Regions from separate parts of the Mus musculus genome. Here regions 2 and 3 are each linked to region 1. A link is a loop called in an ENCODE intact Hi-C map of the cell type or tissue named here. Cell type or tissue: left cerebral cortex. All regions are shown on one strand.

The links. A loop is a pair of places that touch in the nucleus more often than their neighbours do. Peaks named below come from ENCODE experiments on the same cell type or tissue, not always from the same donor. Only the 100,000 strongest peaks of a DNase experiment are listed, where the experiment ranks them.
Region 2: it touches region 1 in a loop (1.9-fold over the local background); 4 of 42 quality-filtered maps call a loop at or near these places.
Region 3: it touches region 1 in a loop (2.6-fold over the local background); 4 of 42 quality-filtered maps call a loop at or near these places.

What each region holds. Positions count from the first base shown.
Region 1 is chr7:92,667,747-92,670,246 of GRCm38, forward strand. It overlaps Pcf11 (PCF11 cleavage and polyadenylation factor subunit), which reads right to left and starts at 2,166. Exons shown (of 16, transcript NM_029078.3): 1 at 1,683-2,166. The coding sequence starts at 1,874. In left cerebral cortex, no CTCF peak of the experiment used is centred here; DNase peaks (open chromatin) are centred at 1,212, 1,439 and 2,358; H3K4me3 peaks cover 2,500 bases; H3K27ac peaks cover 1,653 bases.
Region 2 is chr7:92,836,953-92,839,452 of GRCm38, forward strand. Rab30 (RAB30, member RAS oncogene family) reads left to right here. Exons shown (of 5, transcript NM_029494.2): 5 at 1-165. Among named protein-coding and RNA genes, the nearest start is that of Ddias, 36 kb to the right of the region's middle. In left cerebral cortex, a CTCF peak has its summit at 1,194; DNase peaks (open chromatin) are centred at 544 and 1,139.
Region 3 is chr7:92,827,090-92,829,589 of GRCm38, forward strand. It overlaps Rab30 (RAB30, member RAS oncogene family), which reads left to right. Exons shown (of 5, transcript NM_029494.2): 4 at 2,437-2,500. Among named protein-coding and RNA genes, the nearest start is that of Ddias, 46 kb to the right of the region's middle. In left cerebral cortex, a CTCF peak has its summit at 1,177; a DNase peak (open chromatin) is centred at 1,059.

The sequences.
Region 1 (2,500 bases):
GGTATTTAATGTTAAGTCTTCAACAAGGAAAAAAAAGGTATATTTTCTCTGCCAACATGTATGTAGTTATCAACAAAAAGTTGGGTATGAGGAGCACTTCCTTCTTAAACCTCATACTACTTTTAAAAACCAGCTGCTTCACAGGCATTCGACAGGAAAAGGTGAAGACTTGTTTTAGCTGTCAAAAATGAACACGATAAATTTGCTGGGCCCTTAAAGAAAAAAAAAAAACCTTTTCCCCCTCTTTAAATTAAGATTTGAAAGGACCACGTGAAACCGTGTATCTTGTGAACTGATTTACCCAAAAGAGTGGATGGACCTAAAGAAGAATGAACCCAAGTCACTTAAAGACTTTTGTTTAAAACACACAACCACAAAAGTAAAAATTCTTGGAAACAGATTCTACACCTTACAAAGGTAAATAAAAAAGACAAATACATATTTTATATGTTTTATTCACAAATTTTATAATACCAGTCACACATTTCAAAACCATTTATTAGAGTCAGACCACTCAGTTGTACACTAGACAGAAACCGTCTCTAAACAACATATTGGTGGTTGTTGTTAAAGTGGCCTTTTAAAAGGGGTTCACTCTGCTAAAAGGAGGCTCATCCTGATAATTGCAATCACTAACAACTAGAGAAAAAAAACTAAACCTTAAGTACAAGCTTGAAAAGTAACTTAAAACGTATTAATTGGGAAACGGTTAAGACTCAATATAAACTAAGTTTAACAGTAACTTTACTTAAATAACATATCGCTCCCACATGAATCCACAGAAGAGCAAGACCAGAGGGAAAACAGAAGGTAGCAAAGGACCACTTCGCTCAAGGGGTGAAGAAAAGCAAGCCTTCACTATCAGGGAAGGGAGAAAACGAGAATAGGAAAAGGAGGGACTGAATTTTTCAAAGAAACTTCCAAGTATTTGTTACCCACTGGGCCAATTCTCCACCTACAGGTTGGATAAGACCTCCCCCACACACCCAAACCCCATCCTCAGCCCAATTTTCCTACCATTGGGGCAAAATCAGACCCTCCGAGAGGAGAATAAAAGTTTGATCCAACAGCCCCCACCCCAAAATGGGGCTGACGGGTGAGAGCAGCTGCCTGGCTGGCAGGGAATGGGTTCTCTCCTCTCTTCCCTTTCGCATCATGTGCTTTGCAGGCGCCATGTTGAGCTAACAGGCCGCTGCTCCACTCGGGGCCAATTCCCTATACCCAACCCACCGACAGCTCGCTCCCAGGTCCCCCTTCACCTCCTTCCAACCCACAGAGCACAATTCCCCAAAAAGGACACTGAGGGAAAGCCCCTCCCCACCTTCCCAAGGGCTTAAGATGGTTTGTTTTTTAACTCTTTCGCTCCCCAAACACCAACTGCCTCTAAGTATTTCCCCCATCCGAAAGGCTGTCCCCGATGCGTGGAGCGTGGGGACGTAGTCAGAGGTGGCCTAAATAGGGAGTTGGTAAGCGGAAATGGGGCTCCACCCTGCATCCTCCCCGCTCCCTCCCGAAAGAGGCCCACGCTCCCAGCCGGGGCCAAAGACCAAGCCCGAGTCGGGGGTGGGGGGTTGGAGAGGAGGAACTCCGTCCCCCTTCGGATGGAAGCGAGACCTGGGATGAGGCTGACACTAAAATCAAGGAGTATTAGAAGAATAGGAGGCTGCGGGGTGTATAAAAACCTTGGCGGTTTGGGCCTCGATGAGAGAGACGATCTCCTTGGCGAAGGGCAGGTTCTCCTCGGCTAGAATGGTCAGCATATTGATGTGCGGTTTGCTATTGAAGGTCAGGTCTTCCAGCGACGACTGATAATCCCGACAGGCGTCCTCCCGGGCCCCCGCAGCCCCGGCCTCCGCCGGCGTCTGCTCTGACATTGCGCCGCGGCCCCCCTCCGAGGTCCGCCGCCGCCGAAGCTGAAGCCGCTCGACACCCCGCCTCCCTTCCGACGCCTCGGCCTCGCTCCCCGGGTCTCCGGCGGCTGCGGCTTCACCACATGCTGACCACGGAGGGGGGATGGGGGACGACCCAGGGGGAACCTCGGGGAAGAAACGCCGCAGCCTCACGGGGAATCTCCGTCCGCTTCCAGCCGCCGCCGGGGCTTCTTTCTCCACAGACACAAAATGGCGGCGGCAGTGGCGGCTCCAGCTCCGAAAATGTCTGTGTTCCCAACCGCTGCGTCGTGCGAAATGAACTAGGGGAGGGGAAATGTGCGGTAAGGGGCGGGGCCGTTGGAAACACCAGGCGGGATTGGCTGGCCCGCGCGTGTCACAGGCCCCGCCCCCGGCCCTTCCGCAATACGTCCAAGCACCGCCTTCTTCCTCGGTCGAGTCTCGGCTTTCGCAACACCTCCGGCTCGGAGACGCGGTGCAAAGGACGGTCGGCTCTCATTGGCCAATTCGTAAGGGACTGTTCGGTCATTTGTTACCATAACAACCCATCCAGGGAAGCCAGTAGAGGACGGAGGCTCCAGAGGACCGGCCCAACCAGTTTATGAAAGCTG
Region 2 (2,500 bases), 170 kb after region 1:
TCTAACAGGTCACGCCTTTTCCTTTCGGGAACTAGCCTTGGAGAGGCCAAGGTTTAGGATTTTGTAGACATTTTTAGTATAATAAGTGAGAATAGCAAGAGATGAAAAGTCTCACAAATCATTTTTGTATCTTCAATAAACTTAGGAAAGTGTGCTCAGGAAGCAGGCTGAGCTGTCCTTTATTAATATTAATATTGATCTCAGATTCGTCACCATACATTTCTTCCCCCTTTATCTTTTCTTCTCCCTAGTCTCCCCCTGTAGTGTTCCTTTCCCCATTCCTTCTTTTTCTCTTTCCTCCCCATACCGGTATGCACGTGTTACTCGAAGTCTCCAATTCCGATGGAGGTGTATATGCCTTTACTTAGCCGATTTCACAACAGGACTCAAGTTGGGACACGTGCTGCTGAATGACTTCCTGTTTCTTCAGTGCCGTGGCTTGATGCCTTCCAGTTTGTTCACTGTCATAGCTGCAAATACGACAGTAACTAAGTCTGTGTGCTCTTGGTGTTGCTGAAGCTTGCTGTATAGCATAACTGAGTATGAGTCACTGAATGAGGATATGACGGGAAATTCCGCTGTCGGTATTGATGGTGACAATCCTGGACCTGACATGTCACTCTTGGAAAGCTACTGAATTGTAAAGCAATGATTCAACAGGGCAGGATATTGATAACACATTTCTAGCATTTCTAACAGAGTCCAGAATGCCCAGTCTTTCTCGCCTGTGACTGCGTGTATTATTACCAGTCGTTGGTGTTGATTGGCTCACTGTGCTCTTCTTGATTCCACAGGAAAGAAAAAGGCTTCCTACAAGTTTGAACTGTCTTCCCTTTATATAGGAAGGGGAAATAAATCACTTTAATGGAAATCAAAATCATCTATAATTACCTTTGCTTAATAGCCAGCAACCAAAGGCATCAGAAGATAAACTAATCAAAGTTACAGAAAAATATATCTTTCTACTGTGAATGTCCCTAAATTTAGATTTATTACTTTTCTTTATGGCAAAATTCTGATCTCCCCAGCATAAGATGACTCAGCCTTGTCTCACAGCACTGTGTTAAAAATAACGTTGCTTTGTGAACTTTAAGGGCTTTGTTAGATTGGACTAATTTAGCTCCAGAATAACAGCTTTTGGGGTCACATTTATGTTATTTTATTCTCATTCCTTTGGGCTTATAGCACCCCCATCTGTCCCTTCGAGTTCAGAAGCAGCTCAGAGAGCTCTGCCACAGGTCCATCTCCCTCTGGGTCTCTGAGTCTTTGAGTAAATCATAGTCACCAATCTTTGGCCTATTAGTGTGGACACTTGAGAAGCTGGGCCCTTCCGTTCCACAGTTCTGTGAATTTAAGATTAGGCCATTGGGATATTTGTTCAGCGATGTATCTCAAGTTTGAGAACAATCCTTGACAATACTGTAGGTGCAATAAATACCAATTGAATAAATGAGTCAGTGCCAAGAGTTTTGTTTGTTTGTTATTTTAAAGTGAAAGTCCTTAAAGTGGTTCTTGAGATAGAATCATTTCAATCTAGGGCAGGACATAAATATTATTTTGCCTAATAATTCTTATTGCCAGGGCAATATTTGCTCAGATAAGCCTCCTTTACATATAATTATTCAATGGTGAAACCCCCCCCCAAGTTTTGGTTTATTGTGATGTCAGCTCATCCTGACAAGGCCATCGCTTCTTCTATTTGTAGTATGACAATTTTTTTTTACTTTTTAATAAAATTATTAAATATGTGACCACCTTTTCAATTTCCAATGAAAATACATGTTCAGGGTGTAGAGTCAAGCTTGGAAAAACTCTGTAGGATTGTAGGTTTCTGATAGACTGTGTCCTCAAAGAACTTAGCGGTTTCTCCTTTCTTACACAGAGCCGTGTTCCTTTGTATCTTTCATTAGATCTGTTGGATTATATTAATATTTAATTACATAGAGCCAATCATGGTTTGTGTAGACTTCAAAAGTTACATCATTGGCTTTTTCCGGCTTTCATCCCCTCTCCCCACCCGTAGTTTAGTCATTTTTTTATGTCAGCATCTTTCCCTAACTAAAAATGAAACTGAAGTGTATTAGCATTCTAGTATGTCAGGTTTTGATTTTGAAATTATTAAGAAACCACTGACCAAAACAAGATGTCTGGACTAGTATGATTGAAAGCAGTGAGGCTCGATGGAGGGAGGAAGAAAGCAGAATCTTTCTCTTCTCTTCATCAGAGTGTACCTGGAAGGACCCGAGTGATTCCCGGTGTTAGAGCAGGGACTTGCCAGTCTACTCTTTGAGCTAGCCCACAGCATCAACTTCACTTAGACTAATTCTGAACAAACAGCTGCAAATCATTTCGAACCTGATTTTTACCCCCATGTGTCCTATCAGTGGCCTTAAAGACAGGGAAAGTTCTGAGTCTTAGTCCTCCAGAATGTTCTGCATCTCATGGCCGGATGTACTTACTAGGGATCACGTTCTTACTAGTTTCTGAAAGAAGTTGTAGT
Region 3 (2,500 bases), 160 kb after region 1:
CTGCCTCTGCCTGCCTCTGCCTGCCCAGTGATGAGCCCATCTCACATGTTTATTCTTTTGATGATTTGTTTGCCCAGCTTGTGTTACAGTTGATGCTTAGTGCAGAGCTCCATGGTAGGTGAAGCACCACTAATCTTTGGAACTCACTAATACCCAGCTCTGATAACATTTTGTTTGAGATCTTTCAAACTCCACTCATCTAAGAATAGATAATCAATTCCTCCTTTGTGATCCCACAATCCTACGTTCATCTTGTTAACCGTCATTCAACTGTGCTCACAACATACTGTGTTAGGAAGGAAGCAGAGGTATGGAGTCAGAGAGACAACCTTGGTCCTTAAAGAACTCTGTCCGCTAAAGAGGACAGCCTGGCAAACTACTGACCAGGCATTGCTGTGACAGGAAAGCAAGAGCAGTGCAGTAAGAGGGCAGGTGAGCAGTGTAGTGCCCTGTGCTGTAGGTGAGAGTGGCAAGGGGATGCCCCGCTGCAGTGTTGCGAGGACGCATTGACAAAGGAGAGACTACAGTTTTTAGACACTCTGCTTCCTCTTTGAGAGGACATTGCTAATTAGTTGGAGATTTGGGTTCTTTGTAGACCATGACCTCTTAGATCAAGGGTTGTGTTTTATTCATCTTCTATCTGGTACCCTACAAAGGATGAAAAGAGACAAATGGATTATGGAGAAAGGTGATGAAACTAATTTGAGCAATAGATAATCATTTCTCAGGCTAGACACAGGCAGTCCTCTATGAGAAGGTGGCAAATATCTTGGCAAGGCCATACAGTATCTATTTTAGAAAATATTTTGATGTTTAAAGCAGTTCCTAAGACGTTACAGTCATGGTCACAGTGTTTTCTAATGACTGACAGTATCTAAATCTGGTCAAAGGAGTTGCAGAGGCTGAATGGGGCTTTAAAACAATAGCCTACTATTCTAAGGCACATCTTGGCAGAAGAGGACCATGGCCCGACTTTGAGGCAGAGAAGAGAAATAGCTTTTGTTCCAGCACAAACTGTCATGTGTATGTTTGGATTTAGCACACACAGACTTCATTTTATATTATCAAAGAGTTGCTGCAACTTCAAATCAAAGGAGAATATGTGTGCCGGCTTGCAACGTGGGCTACTGGTCACTACTCAGTGTCTTCAGCTAAGTTGTTATGGGGCTAGAGTGACACCAAGTGACTGCTAGATGTAGATGTCCATTTAATGAGCATGCAATGGCAAAACCAACAGGGAGGGCATGCCAGACTGAGTTCTGACATGGAAACAGAAGACATGGAGTCTGATGTCCAGCTTTGTAGGTACACGGGTAGAAGAAACAATTATTATTAAACTTGCCTACTTCACTCACTGGGAAGGGGTAAAGGACAATTAAGACCATCAGTGTAAGACGAACATCTGCTTTTTGTTCCAGGCGCACAGTTTGTGGTGAGTAAAACAGGTGACTCTTCCTGTTACGAAACTTTAAATCAAATAGGCCAGACAGGCATTAATCAAATTATTTCAAGTTTGTGATTAAGATATGCCAGTTGGAGAAATGATACAACATACTGCCAGGGAGACTGGGGGCAGATGTGGGGGGTGGGGAGAGGTTCTAGAAGGCCTTACCTGAGAAATTAGTATGGAGGTTAATTTACCTGTGACCTATGGAGTTTATAGTTAGGAGGAAAGCTCTTGGTGATATTCTTATCTCCCCAAACTCTGCTCTATAGTTAGAGTTGTATCTAGAGAAGAGGCCTCTGTGACCTAAAGTCATAGAGCTTAGGTGTGTGGAGGAGGGGCATGGCTCTAATAGTACCATTTCTATTTCCATTAACAGTGATAGTGTCTTGATATGGTCATTAGAATTTTAAACTGGGAAAGCTGGAAGTTGAGGAGGTTATATTTTTGTTCTCTTGCTTGCTGACTGAAGTGCCAATGCCCACAAAACAACAGCTTGCTCTCTATTGCAATGTTTGTGTACCCAGCTTATGGGCAAGAACGCAGAGTCCATAGTGAGTGTCGAATTGTCTGAGACATTGATCAAGTGACTAGATCTCACGGTGCTTTAGTTTACTGATGAGGGAAGTGTAGTATAATAATACTTACCTTATTGGGTTATTGTGAAGACTGAATTATTACATATAAAATGAAAAGAATAGAGCTTGGAATATAATAATGAACAACAGACCTTGGTTTGGTGTTTTGAGAATAAAAAAGTCTTAAGCAAGCAAGCAAGCAAGCAAGCAAACAAACAACCAAACAAACAAAAAAAACGGAAGAGATAAAGCTCTTTCCCCAAACTTAGAAACACTTGACAGCAAACAGTACTTTTCAGGGCAGAAACCAACCATGAAATTGTTTGTGTGATATTCTCATTTCTGAGCTCTAGCAAGGCCGTGCTCTTTGGTTTTGTGCTTTTCCAAGCTGAACCCTGTATTATGCCTCTGCAGTTACAGATCTGGGACACCGCAGGTCAAGAGAGATTTCGCTCCATCACTCAAAGTTACTATCGAA